Linked DNA regions of Mus musculus: region 1 is linked to region 2. The links are chromatin loops, found by intact Hi-C in ENCODE. Cell type or tissue: heart. All regions are shown on one strand.

Evidence for each region. Peaks named below come from ENCODE experiments on the same cell type or tissue, not always from the same donor. Only the 100,000 strongest peaks of a DNase experiment are listed, where the experiment ranks them.
Region 1: a loop joins it to region 2, with 6 times the contacts of the local background. A loop is called at or near these places in 17 of 42 quality-filtered maps.

Annotation. Positions count from the first base shown.
Region 1 is chr9:33,099,852-33,102,351 of GRCm38, forward strand. No RefSeq gene overlaps it. Among named protein-coding and RNA genes, the nearest start is that of Gm27166, 69 kb to the left of the region's middle. In heart, no CTCF peak of the experiment used is centred here; a DNase peak (open chromatin) is centred at 1,520; H3K27ac peaks cover 23 bases.
Region 2 is chr9:33,245,932-33,248,431 of GRCm38, forward strand. No RefSeq gene overlaps it. Among named protein-coding and RNA genes, the nearest start is that of Gm32171, 7.3 kb to the right of the region's middle. In heart, a CTCF peak has its summit at 1,215 (motif pointing left); no DNase peak of the experiment used is centred here.

The DNA of each region.
Region 1 (2,500 bases), 150 kb before region 2:
TGGCGAGTCTGAGCTTTGACTTTTTGGCTAGTGAGCTTCAGACCTGCACTTAGCCCTTCCTCCTGCCTCCTTTTAAATTTACCGTTCTAGTCACAGGGGCATAATAGAAACCAAGTTGTCAGAGGACAGTGCTTTGACAGTAAAATGGCCTCTGGCTTTGAAAATAATGTCTCAGTTTCCTTGAGACTTTCTTTGGCAGCAGGGGACCATTAGCTTGTCACATTGTCCAGTCCTACTGATATTATCTTTTAATTGCTCCCAAAGACCCATCTCTTAATCAATGTGTCTGGGGTTCTCAAAGAGCTAAGTTCTCTGGACTGACAATCTGTTCTATCATTTGAGTTCAAAAGTAAAGGGGCTGGGGGAAAGATCGATGACTTAAGAATGGAAAATAGCGTTTTGGGGAGACATACAACTGTAGTCAAGATAATAATTTGAAATAAAATGGCGAAGAAGGCACCTGTCCTGTAAAGATTCTAGGGACATCATAATATGACCATGTACACAAGGACAAGTATGCCACACTAAATAGGACATTCAATATACAAATGCTTTCAAGATTTATTTTATTTTATTTGAAATTATGTGCTTGAGTGTTCATGTGTGAGTGGGGATGGGGTGTGAGTTCAGCACTGTGAAGGATGACGTGAATGTCACATCACCCAGAGCTGGTTATTTGCCACCTGACATGGGGGCTGGGAACTGAACTCAGGTCTTCTGCAGGATCAGGGAACGCTGTTGACCATTGAGCCATCTTGTTATCTGACACCAAAATAAGCTTTCTGAAATAAGTGTTTTTATGTTCTTGTATAAGGTATAACTCGAGAATCTCCCTCCCTTCCTGGTCTCAGTATATTTGCTCTGCCCTCAGATTATAGATAGGTCAGATAGATAGGTGTGATCTTTGTTGTCATCATTGTTTGTGCTAAGCATGTGAGGACAGATGATTAGGAAGGTGGCCCACAGTTCCCTACAAAATGTATGCACTATAGACAACATGCAGCATCAGACTTGGCACACAAGAAGAGGGAAAACAGGATTTATTTATGCAGACTTTGAAAGGCAATCATGTCTTGGTTTCTTTTAATTCTGTTGCTGCTCAGGGATGGTTGTGCCACAACCTGGTCAGAAGATCCCTGGGGTATATGAAGCTTGATCAGAGAGCTCTCTCAGGATCTAAGTGTGTTGAACTGGCTCTGATAAGTTACATAAAGAACGACTGCAACTGCAGGGGATACCGGTGCAGCATAAGAGATGGTAAGAGATGGATTTAGTTTACTTGAAGGTTCCTTTTCTCCTGCTCACATCGAAGGGTTTATGTTCACCATCTTGGTTGCTATTTGCTTCTCCCTGGTGGTCACTCATTAGGAAAATGAGCTTTGTGTAAATATTCTCTGTCCATGCCTCCTGAGGACTCAAGTCAGCACTGCCTCCACTGAAAGCTATTTTGGGGATGTACATTCCCCAGTGTCAGATTCAGAAGTGGTGGTGCCCCACCCTTGTTTCCAGTTCACAATAGATCTTGGCTGCCAGGCTCTGATTAGGAGCCTCCCTGAGCCTCTTTCTGCAGCCAGCCCTCTCTTTCCCATCCCTTTTCCTGTTCTTGTCCTGCTCACTCCTGATAAGATTACGCTTGTCCTCAAGAAGAGAAATTTTCTTTCCTGTACGTTAATGCTTTTCAAAGACCACAAATGAAAAGATCTCCTTGCTAATGTCAGATAATTTATTCTAGGTGTTGCGAGATCCAAGAGAGGAACAGGAGGTCCTGGGAGGCACTTAAGAAACATCTGACCCAATATCACTGAGCTTCTGATCCTGATTTCCAAACGCAGTTCTGTTTTGGCTACAGAGGAAGGAATCTCATTTTAGTAACTGGAGTTCTTAATTCATCTGTGAAGGTGGAGTTGGGTGAGGTGTGCTGTCCTGTTGTATTTAATGGTTAGTAGAAGGTTATATAAGTTAATTCAGAGCTAGCTTCAGTTTCCTCAATAGCAAAAGGCAGTTTTTTTTTCTTTTAATCAGACTTTGGTTCTTGTGAGTATTAGTGAAACTGTCTGTTACCCTCTCTTTCTAAGTGGGAAATAAGAAATGTAGTTTTATCTCCTAAACATAACCTGGGACTCAAGAGGAATTGCATGGACTGTAGGAAACAAACCCCAAAGAGGGTGCTAGAAAGTTCTCACATCATCTTTGTTCTTACAATAAGCTCCCAGATCCGTCTCAACACAGGCACCTGGTTTAAAAATTCCGTGGAAATCTGTTAAAACTCTGCAAGTGTTAAGTGAACCTTGGCAATTCTTTTATAGAAGATAAAATTGAGACCTAGAAGGGAGAAAACATTCAAGATGTCACCTTGCTCCTCCTCTCCTTGTCCTCTCCTCTTCTCTCCAAATAATGCTTTAATAAATGCACTCTGAACAGAAGCAGCACTCTGGTCAAGCGAAGGGGCCTACCCCTCCACTTCCCCAGTTGCTTTTTAAAAGTATCTTGTAAGAGTGCT
Region 2 (2,500 bases):
CAAACCCAATAGAGTGTCTACCTCTTCTGCTGCATATCTCTGCTATATTAACACCATATCATCAACTGCCACTTCCTTTTGCCCTGGGCAGGTTGACTTCCAAAGCATGAGAAATACAAGTAAGAGACCGCTAACAAAGACTTGGAAGCATGGTAACTTCGTAGGACAAGCAGGAAGTGTGGCTCAGTGGTAGAGTGTATGCTTAGCATGTGTGGGGTCCTAGGTTCAATCCATAGCATCAGAATAAAAAAAAAAAAAGACTCAAAAGACAGCATGCTACTCCTTTCTCCAGCCATCTCGGTTGATGGAGGCTATTCTTAAGGACTGTTAGGCTTGAGCCTGCCACCACAGAGCTCCAGACCTTATATCTCTTTGTGCTCTGAATCACAGCACACCACCCTCATGAAACCACTCCAAACTTCCCTCCTGTTGTGTAAGTCAGCTTGTTCATCACAGCCCATTTCCTTTCCTACCAGCCCATTGAAGCCATTTTATCTTCTTTACCATGTCTGCTACTCTACTAGTTTGTTTTCTATTGCTGTGATAAGACACCACCATCAGGGATAACTATAAAGAAAGAGTTTAACTGGTTTACAGTTCCAGAAGGTCAGAGTCCATGATGGCAGAGAGAAGGCTGAGCAACACCTGGGTGCCTCACATCTTTATCCACAAGCAGGAGACAGACAGGGCACTGGGGATGGCTAGGACCATTTGAAACTTCAAAACCTACCTCATACAACACACCTCTTCCAACGAGGCCACCCCTTCTAGTACTTCCCTCAAAGTTACACCATCTGTCAGCCATATGTTTAAATTTATGAGCCTATGGAGGCCACTCTCATTCAAACTGCCACAGATTGCTGACATTTCTACCAGAGACAGATGAGGAGATAACACTGATTGTTTAGCATATATCCCCAACCTCCAAATGTCGTCATTAATAGGATTCCCATCTCCCAGGTGATGAACTCAGGATTTTGATACAATTTGATGCCAAGGCTCTTTAATCATCTATTTGAGCCTAGGCTAATGGCTTTCACAATGGCTGGTTTCAACCTTCAGGGAAGGTGAGCAGAAGAAGCAAGCACTATGTCCCGAAGGAGATACCACCATAGGACAAGTGCAGCTCAGGTGCTTCAAAGATCTGCTCCCTGGACTTTAATTAGCAATCATTGGGATGTCAAAAGTAGCATGGGAAGAATTCTGCTGCCATCTGGTGGCCACATTGGACTATGACCCTCACTCAAAGGACCAAGTTGCTTCTTAGTAAAATCAAAAAACATGAAAATGTCATTCAGAGGTTGAGCATTCATTTCATTTTCATATCATATTTGAAGGCAGAGGCTTTTCAATCCCAAGCCAAATTACAATTACTTCCGGAAATTGGCTTGCAGCTCAGTGCCAAGGCTCTCTTCTTCCAAGGCCTACTGGAGCAACCTTTTTCCTTTCATTTTGTTGTTTGGATTCACATTACTGAAAAGTTTATAATATTTTAAAACATTATTTTAAGTACTTACCCTTCATAATATTCTGATGGAGTAATTAGGTATTGGTATTTTATAAATGGACAAGACTGTGGCATGAAGTCTTTGGCTGTCAGCCCCCCAAAGGCATGCCTAGGGATCCAGCCAGGTCAGCCAGGATAGCAGCTTGAGGATCCTCAGTTATCATTTCCCCTCCTCATTTAAATCCAACCTTCAGGCTTGTAGTCCCAGCTCTGTAGCAGGTGCTGCTCTCTCTTCCATCTCTGTCCCCATTCTCAGGTGACTAAACAGATTCTGCTAGTATATCTTGCTTTGCTTTCTCTTGTAGACCCCCCTTCAGCCAATCTCCATCCATAAATGTCACTTCTCAATATCAAGAAACATATTCTACTGGAGCTGCACTCCCCCATGACTACAACTGTGAGAAATAAAACCATTTCAGTAAGGTAGAGTCACCTAAGGCTTATGTGACTCCCCTAGCTCTTGGCCAGACTCCTGACTTGGAACATGTGCCATACTTCTCACATAAAAGAGATGTGACCTGTGGTCATGTAGTCCCAAAACAGAGTTCTCCATGCTAATGAGGTACCTAGAGACCCAGAGGGCTTAGCCAATAAGTTTCCCTTTCCAGCCATTCCTCCCTGCAAAATGTATTTAATCTCAGGCCCAACCTGAGAAGAGAGAGAGGAGGGTATGCTTTTACGAATCCATTTTCCACCATGACAATAAATTGTTTAGAGCAATGGGCTGTCTCTTTTCATCAAGATATGCCATGGAGAGCCATGAAGAAGGTCTTCAGAGATGCAGTCTAATCTCCTCTAGAAACCCTTTCTGAGCTCTCTGAAACAACTACCACCAAGCCTGCATCCACCAAGATAAGGACAATTACCTTTGAGACAAGCTGGAATTCCCTTTGTCCCCCAGCCCCGAGCTAGACAATGTTCCCAGCCTACCTGCCCCCACTCTATTCTCTGCTCTGGACTCTTGGCACTGCCTGGATGGCCAAGAGTCTGTGA